2 separate regions of the Mus musculus genome follow, and region 1 is linked to region 2. Evidence: chromatin loops called from intact Hi-C (ENCODE). Cell type or tissue: gastrocnemius. All regions are shown on one strand. Each heading gives the region's core, and the rest is flanking DNA. Links, peaks and the distances in the headings are about the cores only. Region 1 holds the start of H2ax (H2A.X variant histone). Region 2 overlaps Hyou1 (hypoxia up-regulated 1).

Region 1 (4,376 bases), core at 124-4,123, 55 kb before region 2:
GCAGACTCAACGCAAAGACAGGCAAACTGGAAATGAGCTATTCCAAGTTCAAGACCAAGAACCTCTCTTTCCTGGGCACCTTTATTTTAAAGGTAACAAGGTAACAGGAGGTAAGGCCCGAGGCCGCCATCCTTAACTTGGGAAAAGAGAAACCTAGGCCTTTTCAGGCCCAAGGGGAGTTTGGGAACATCAAGAAGATCCCTATTCGTGAAGTAGATCTGCATAACTGAAGTCATCTTCACCTCTGGTCCCTGCAGGTAGCAGAGAACCTCCGGTTAGTGACAGTTCACCAAGGTGAGAGTGAGGACGGTGCCTTCACTGAGTGTAACAACATGACCCTCATCAACTTGCTACTTAAAGTCTTTGGGCCTATACATGAGAGAAACCTCACCCTGCTCCTGCTGCTCCTGCAGGTACAGCTCAGGGTGGGGCTTAGTAATGCCATGGCGTTTACATCTCTGGTTGGCCTTGCTTCTAATTCCAGTCCACTTCTCCCAGGTCCTAAGCAGCGCCGCCACCTTCTCCATTCGTTACCAACTCGTCCGACTCTTCTATGATGTCTGAGCTCCCTGACAGCTGCCCTTTACCTCACAGTCTCCATTGGACCTCAGCCAGGACCAGCCTCTGTCTGGTCCGAGATGACCCTCTGGTCCAGGCCTCGCTGACACTTTTGTTCTCAGCTTCTGCCATCTGTGACTACTGATATCCTGGATGGACACCTTGCTGGACTTGAAGTCCGCTAGTTGGACTTTGCCTAGGGCTTTCATCTTGCCTTGCCCTCCCTTTCTGTCCCATCTGCAGCCTCACCAGGTGGGCTTGTAGCCTCTATTATGCAAATATTCGTAGCTCAGCTTTCAGAGCGCTAACTCTAAAGGAATTCACCTGAGCCTTGAGAGAGAACCTGGGCTAGGGCTAGAGTTAGGGCTACATACTCCAAGGTGACCTCACATTTGACTATCAAATGAAGTGTTGTGATTGGGAAGCGTAGAGGCAGGGCCATGTGCTCAGAACGGTGACAATAAAGGACTGCCTTTTACTTGTTCCTCTAGTGTAGCATCCCCTCCCTCTGTCCTTTTTAACCTTCGTGGTGCTTCAGGAGTGAACACCGGGGCTTCCTTATACTTAACTGCTCTACCACTGAACTATATGCCAAGTCTGGTATATTTATTTTTTATATAGGCATTTTAGGATAGATTGGAAGGGTTAGACCGGGTACCTTTCCCAATAGGATACCGATCTCTGTTCCATCAGACCCTTTCTTGCAAAAAAGGCCTGTCACAAACTAAGACCAGACAGAACATGTTGAATAAATATCGCAGCACAAACTTGTGATAGCATAAAAGATCACAGTGCTCCATTTTCTGGCATAGGATTAAACTCCTAGGAGGTTTCATTTCGTTTCTTTTAAACCCTCCCTCCCTTTAATCTGCACTAGGGAGGCAGAGGCAGGCTGATCTCTGAGTTCCAGGACAGGCAGGGCTACTCAGAGAAACCCTGTCTCAAACAAACAAAAGCCAGATGGTGGTGGCGCACGCCTTTAATCCTCAGGCTTGGGAGGCAGAGGCAGGCGGATCTCTGAATTCAAGGCCAGCCTGGTCTACAGAGTGAGTTCCAGGACAGCCAGGGCTACACAGAGAAACCCTGTCTCGAAAAACAAACAAACAAACCTAAAAATAATAATGAACAAATAAACCCTCCGTCTACCAGATTAGAGGAGGGAGTGGGAAGTGCTCTAACCTGGAAGGAGAACGCTGCTTATAGTGTAGACCCTTTTCCTTTAAGACCAAAGACCGACTCAAATTTCCCAGAAACTGTAGAGGTAGCTCCAAGCTCCACCCTTCTAGTCTTCAGGTTTTGTTGTCGCGCCGTAGCGTTTAAATTTCGCGCGCTCTACACGGATTGGCCATTTCCAGGGGTGAGCAGCCTCCGGCTTGCGGCCACTCCGCCTTGTCTTCTTCCCCGGGTAAAAGGTTTTCAAATTGGACCAATCACTGGGCGCGTTCTCTCAGCTAAGGCGCGTCACCGAAGGGTTAATTGCAACCAACCAGAGGTGGGTATTAAAAAAGGAACCAATCAGGAGGAAGCGGGGGCGTGTCCAGGGAGTTTATAAGGCCGGGCTTGGCCGGCCAGGCGACCGTTGACTGCGGCGGTTGGTAGTTCGTGGTCTCTCAGCGTTGTTCGCAGCTCTTCTACCTCGTACACTATGTCCGGACGCGGCAAGACCGGCGGCAAGGCCCGCGCCAAGGCCAAGTCGCGCTCTTCACGCGCCGGCCTTCAGTTCCCTGTAGGCCGCGTACACCGGCTGCTGCGGAAAGGCCACTACGCCGAGCGCGTGGGCGCAGGCGCGCCGGTGTACCTGGCAGCGGTGCTCGAGTACCTCACTGCCGAGATCCTGGAGCTGGCGGGCAACGCGGCCCGCGACAACAAGAAGACGCGCATCATCCCGCGCCACCTGCAGCTGGCCATCCGCAACGACGAGGAGCTCAACAAGCTGCTGGGCGGCGTGACCATCGCGCAGGGCGGCGTCCTGCCCAACATCCAGGCCGTGCTGCTGCCCAAGAAGAGCAGCGCCACCGTGGGGCCCAAGGCGCCGGCGGTCGGCAAGAAGGCCTCGCAGGCCTCTCAGGAGTACTGAGGGGGCCCGCGCCGAGGCCGCCCAGCCCTCCCCACACCTCCACAAAGGCCCTTTTAAGGGCCACCACCTCCCTCACAGAAAGAGCTGAGCCACTTCGGGCTGCGGCGGCTTGCCGCGTCCCCATCCTTTCTCTTTCCCTCCTCTCCCCTCCCCGCCCTCGCGCCACTCTTCCCCTTACCCCGCACGGCCTCCGGTTCTGCCACGGAGGACGCGGGCGCCGCGGCACCTGCCCATCCCGGAGCTCGTGACATCGCTTCGCCGTTCTCGGTTGTGGACGACGGCTCCGTGCGGAGAGGCTGCGGCGCCTTCCCGGAGTCTCGGCCCCTCGCTCAGACGTCCGGCCGCGGTGGGCTTGAAGGTTAGTCCCTCCGCAGCTACAGCCCCGGCGTCTTTGCTTCAGCTTGGTGCTTAGCCCTCGCCTGGACCTTTGAAAAGTGACTTGATTGCCGGGCTTAGAGGAGGAGAAATGGATCACATTGTTTCCTTCGGTGTCACCGTTGCTGGCCTCATACCAGTTGACCCTGTCGCCATTCGTAGGCCAGTGTGGTGTGGCGGGGCCAAAAATGGTTGTAATGTGAACCCAGTTTCTCTAGGAATACCTCCCGGCAAGGGTCAGAGAGACGCTTACCGGCCTGTGGACAAGAGTTCTATACCTGCCGCAGGCGACTGGCAGCCGGGCCTAGCCATCCATCCCCTCTTCCCCAGCGACTCAACTACAACCCAAACACCTAGATACCAGCACAAGCCGGTGAATCCCTGTCTGGACTGAGCCTCTGGCTTCTGAACTGGAACTTTTGCAGCTATTACAAGTTTAGAACCTTAAGTGGGGAGATTTAATGGGCTAATTTTATTAAAGGATCGTTTGGTTTTGTTTTTTTAAAAAAGTGGTTTAATGTTGAATGCTGTAGTCCCAGGGCTGGACATATAGCTCCGTGGTAGAGCCATGTGCCTGGCACATCTTGGGAGAGAATGGGACTTCCCTTTCTGCAGGCCGTGGGAGTGGGAAAGGCTATGTAATCCACGAAGATCCCGTTGACTGAAGACAGGCTGTAGGAATTGAAGGCTGATTTTTTTTTTTTTTTTTTTTTTTTTTTTTTTTTGAGAACATGAGGCAAATCACAGCGTGTTTTACAACAGAAAGGTCTCAGACTCAATTCAAGTTTAAAAGGGCTTTGGGTTTATTCATATCTTCCCCAACTCTATCAGAAGAACCACATTCTAAACTGGTTTATTAGTGGTATTGGTTACATTCAAAGATTGGCATGGACTTTCTCTAAAGAGATGAAGCCCCCAACTACTGAGGGAAAGGCAGATATGGAGGCCCCAAGGTGAGGCATATCTTCCAAAGTGGAAGTCTCAACAACCCCGTGGTTCAATTTCCTGGGATAATCACATCCCTAGGGATGGAGCACAGGGCACTTGGAAGCCAGAAGTAGGCAGTGGAGTGGCAGCCAGGGTTCCTGTGCCCTACAGACCAGTTAGCGCACATCATTAAGCTGCCGTGCAACATCCAGGATGTTCTTGGCTCCTTTGTTGAGCAGCAAGCTGGCCAGGCTGATGCCCAGGTTCTCAGCAGCTAGCTGGGCTCCTCTTGGAATGTTACGGGCAGTGATTCCAACCAGTTGTGGGTCATCTTCTGGACCATCTTCTTGCTGGATGACAGGTTACAATTTTGGTAAGAGGAAGATTACAAGCAGTTCTATTTATTCCTTCCTCATCTCCCAGTCAATACCTGAACAGG
Region 2 (4,340 bases), core at 1-4,000:
AGTGGGGACAAGCCTGAGGCCCAGGTGAGCTGCCTGCAGGGGAAGAGGGTAGAGTCCACGGGCTGACACTGAGGGGAAGCAAGCCGCTTCCTTCATGCCTTTAGAGGAGGAGACAGCTAATGGTTTTCCTTATTACATCACTGCTCTTTCTACCAGAAGCCCAATGAGAAGGGGCAAGCAGGGCCTGAGGGTGCTGCTCCAGCTCCTGAGGAGGACAAAAAGCCGAAACCTGCCCGGAAGCAGAAAATGGTGGAGGAGATAGGTGTGGAGCTGGCTGTCTTGGACCTGCCTGACTTGCCAGAGGATGAGCTGGCCCGTTCTGTGCAGAAGTAAGTGCTGGCCGTGTGGAAGATGAGCCGGGTGTGGAAAGGTGATCCTGGAAGGCCCCCAGTTCCAGCCTCACCTCTTCCTACCTTCTCATCCCACAGACTTGAAGAACTGACCCTGCGCGACCTAGAGAAGCAGGAGAGGGAGAAAGCTGCCAACAGCTTGGAGGCTTTCATCTTTGAGACCCAGGTGAGCAGGCAAGGGCAGCAAGCATGCCCTGCCTCCCCAGAGCTTCCACTTAGGGACATGTGGCTCTGACCCTTGCCCCAAAGACTGCTGCCTGCATGGATTGGTGTCCTTGACAGGACAAGCTGTACCAGCCTGAGTACCAGGAAGTGTCCACTGAGGAACAGCGGGAGGAGATCTCGGGGAAACTCAGCGCCACTTCTACCTGGCTGGAGGATGAGGGATTTGGAGCCACCACTGTGGTGAGGAGCCTTCTGAGATGTGGCAGGCAGATGGGAGTGCTGCCCGTGTCCCCAGCCCCTCATCCCACCCCCGCTTCCAGGGCCAGAGTGAGAAGAGCTGGGGTGTCAGGATGAAGCAAGATGCAGGGCTGGGTCCAGGATGCTCCTGCTGCACTTCAGCCCTCCTCTTCCTCCTCATGTCCGTCAGATGCTGAAGGACAAGCTGGCTGAGCTGAGAAAGCTGTGCCAAGGGCTGTTTTTTCGGGTGGAAGAACGCAGGAAATGGCCAGAGCGGCTTTCAGCTCTGGATAATCTCCTCAACCATTCCAGCATTTTCCTCAAGTGAGTGTTCTTTGCTCCCTTCCTTCTTTGTGTAGTCCTGCTGAGACCATGGTTCTCCTTTCTGCCAGCTTCTCATCTGCCCTAGGCTGATCTTTTCCTCTTTGGCTCCTAGGGGTGCCCGGCTCATCCCGGAGATGGACCAGGTCTTCACTGAAGTGGAGATGACGACATTAGAGAAAGTCATCAATGACACCTGGGTAAGCTCTTGTCATTTGTAACTGGACACTTTAGCTGGTACCCTGGGATGATGAGAGTGAAGCTGCCACATCCAGGGCTAGTTCTGAGTCTTCTGGCTTCATCCCCAGGCCTGGAAGAATGCAACTCTGGCCGAACAAGCCAAGCTTCCTGCCACAGAGAAGCCTGTGCTGCTTTCAAAAGACATTGAGGCCAAAATGATGGCCCTGGACCGGGAGGTACAGTATCTACTCAATAAGGCCAAGTTTACCAAGCCACGGCCACGGCCCAAAGACAAGAATGGCACCCGGGCAGAACCTCCCCTCAATGCCAGTGCTGGTGACCAAGAGGAGAAGGTCATTCCACCTGCAGGTGAGGAGAGATGCTTGGCTGGAGCAACGATTGGTCCTGTGAGCAGTCAGAGCGCCACCTGCCTCTCTCTCGTAGGACTGCATCTAACTTTTGGTTTCCCTCTAGGCCAGACTGAAGAGGCGAAACCCATTTTAGAACCTGACAAAGAAGAGACTGGTGAGTTGGGGACCTGGGGAATGAGACATTTCATTAGTCTAGGGGCAGGCAAATTGGCAAGTATGCTCTATTTCAGGTCGGTGAATGTGGTGGCCTTTAGTTTTTAGAAGCATTGCGTTTTCTTTGGAAAAAAAACAAGGGCAAAGACAGGCTGGGGAGATGGCTCAGTGGTAAGTGCTTAATTGCACAGTGTGAGGCTAAGAGTTGAGATCCCCAGCACCCTTGTAAATGCCATGCAGCCAGGCTGCCCATTTACTATGCCAGGTGGAAGAGAAAGGTGGCTAAAGCAGGTGTGTTAGCTTATCTAGATGAAGTACCAACTCCAGATTCAAGTGAGAGACCTTCCCCAAATATATAAGAAAGTAAGCAACGAGCCGGGTGTGATGGCGCACACCTTTAATCCCAGCACTTGGGAGGCAGAGGCAGGTCTTGTCTACAAAGTGAGTTCCAGGACAGCTGGGGCTATACAGAGAAACCCTGTCTCGGGGCGGGGGGGGGGGCGGGGAAGAAAGCAAGCAAGCAACGAGGAAGAAACCCTGCATCAACCTCTGGCCTCCACATGCATGGGCAAAACATATACTTTTTTGTTGTTGTTTTGTTTTTGTTTTTTGAGATAGGGCTTCTCTGTGTGTAATCCTGATTGACCTGGAACTTGCTTTGTAGACCAGGCTGGCCTTGAACTCAATAGATTCACCTGACTCTGCCTCTCAAGGGCTGGTATAAAGGCATACACTACCACACCTGGCTTATATATTCTTTTTTTCTTTCTTCCTTCCTTTTCTTTCTTTCTTTCTTTCTTTCTTTCTTTCTTTCTTTCTTTCTTTCTTTTCTTTCTGACTGTTTCTTTCTATAGCCCTAGACCAGAGAAATGTAAAAATTTGTGGGAGAAAGGTCTGGAGAGATGACTCAATGCTTAAGAGTTCCGGCTCCTCTTCAGTGAAGTCAGTTTCTGTTTTCAGCTTGTAGCTGATGGCTCACAACTGTCTGTAACTCCAGTTCCAGAGGACCTGATTCCCTATTCTGGCCTCCCAAGGCACATATATAGTGCACAGGCATATGTGCAAGCACAACACCCATAAACATTAAATAAAAATTTAAAAAAGAAAAAAGGGAGACACCCCAGATGTGGCTCACACATCTTCTATGTGTACCACTGGATTTGTAGGTCTCACTTGTTTAGTGACTGGCCTTTTCCTTCTAAAATGCAGGTACGGAACCAGCAGACTCGGAGCCTCTGGAATTAGGAGGTCCTGGAGCTGGTAAGAGAGGAGCCTGGGGCATTGGCAGCTTGTTAGGGTTGGAGGGAAAGAAGAGGCTGTTGAGCCTTACACTGCTATTCTCCTCCCCTCCCCCTCCAACAGGACCTGAACAGGAAGAGCAGTCAGCAGGACAGAAGCGGCCTTCAAAGAACGATGAACTATAACCCCAGCTCCTGCCTTCCGACTTGGCTCCAGCCCCTTCTCCTACCACCTCTATTTATTATACATCAGGGTTGGAGTGGGGGTTGGTCCCTCAGGGGCTCAAGTTCCTTCTCTCAGCTGGGACAGGAGGTGGCTGCTCAGTCCTAGAGTAGCTCTATGGGTGAAACCGGCTCTAGTTCTGTCCCCAGCCCCACCCTCTGGTCTCCTACTCTCTGGCCCTGTGTTTGGGAAAAATCACTATTATGTCTTAATTCTTTGCCTGTGGGTAAGTGAGAGAATGGCTGCCAGTAGTTGTTGGAGACCTGGTAGTGGGAAGGATGTTATGGGTCACTGGAAAGTGGCCAGTCTTCACAGCATCCTTTCATCTTTTCCTCTTCCACAAAATCAGTGTCCTGTTTGGGCCAGTGTCTACAGAGCCTCAGTCCCACTTGGTTTCTGAGTGCCTCTTTTCTCTTCTGTGTCTTCTCTTCCCTTGTCCTTCCTCCTTGGCTCTTCTGTCCTTTCCTTCCCTGTGCAGACAGGACTATGGTCTTCTTGCCCAAAGACTTTCATCTGGACTGTCTATAGAGTAAATATGCTCTCATGGTTCATGCGACCCCTGGTGGCTGGAGTAAGCGGGGAGCAGGCAAGAAGGGAAAGCCCTGTAGCCCTGAATGGGTTGTTGGACCCAGGACAGTACAGGTCCGGAGAGTGGCTGGCAAGGATGCAAGTATACTGCAGGCACTCGACATCCTTGTCAGCCCCAGTTCCTGTGACACCTACCCCTTCATGCTCTTTCCTCCTTCCCCCTGGGCTGACCAAAAATGTGCTATCTACTGTGAGCCCCTTTCCCAAGACCCTGGGGGACGGAGAGACCATGGAGTGAATGTAAAAATGCCACCTCACTCTCAGGCAAGCTTTGTGGGTAAAGACGAGGGGTCAGGGTTCAACTTGACAGTGTACTTCGCTAGGAAGGAGAGGCCCTTGCCTGCTATAACCATGCCTAGAGTGCCTGTCCTCCAGTATTGCACCTGTAGCCGGAGCTAGGGCCACCCCAGTGCAGGGGCAAAGCAAACCTGATGTCAGTCGTTTTGTCTTTTCTACCCCAACCTCACCCTCTCACCCTACTTTCCACCCCCCACCCCGCCTTTTTTTTTTTTTT

Evidence for each region. A loop is a pair of places that touch in the nucleus more often than their neighbours do. Peaks named below come from ENCODE experiments on the same cell type or tissue, not always from the same donor. Only the 100,000 strongest peaks of a DNase experiment are listed, where the experiment ranks them.
Region 1: a loop joins it to region 2, with 2.3 times the contacts of the local background. A loop is called at or near these places in 9 of 42 quality-filtered maps.

The regions. Positions count from the first base shown.
Region 1 is chr9:44,332,559-44,336,934 of GRCm38, forward strand. Dpagt1 (dolichyl-phosphate (UDP-N-acetylglucosamine) acetylglucosaminephosphotransferase 1 (GlcNAc-1-P transferase)) reads left to right here. Exons shown (of 9, transcript NM_007875.3): 7 at 5-92; 8 at 258-413; 9 at 499-1,337. The coding sequence ends at 564. It overlaps H2ax (H2A.X variant histone), which reads left to right and starts at 2,157. Exons shown (of 1, transcript NM_010436.2): 1 at 2,157-3,519. The coding sequence starts at 2,204. The coding sequence ends at 2,635. Hmbs (hydroxymethylbilane synthase) reads right to left here. Exons shown (of 14, transcript NM_001110251.1): 13 at 4,368-4,376; 14 at 3,790-4,287. The coding sequence ends at 4,114. In gastrocnemius, for the core only: a CTCF peak has its summit at 2,574; DNase peaks (open chromatin) are centred at 619, 1,559, 2,039 and 2,493; H3K4me3 peaks cover 2,153 bases; H3K27ac peaks cover 1,671 bases.
Region 2 is chr9:44,387,850-44,392,189 of GRCm38, forward strand. Hyou1 (hypoxia up-regulated 1) reads left to right here. Exons shown (of 26, transcript NM_021395.4): 17 at 1-24; 18 at 157-329; 19 at 429-516; 20 at 633-755; 21 at 943-1,076; 22 at 1,189-1,273; 23 at 1,382-1,622; 24 at 1,728-1,778; 25 at 2,987-3,037; 26 at 3,140-4,340. The coding sequence ends at 3,201. Among named protein-coding and RNA genes, the nearest start is that of Gm26306, 5.9 kb to the right of the region's middle. In gastrocnemius, for the core only: CTCF peaks have their summits at 1,682 and 3,812 (motif pointing left); DNase peaks (open chromatin) are centred at 1,653 and 3,800; H3K27ac peaks cover 163 bases.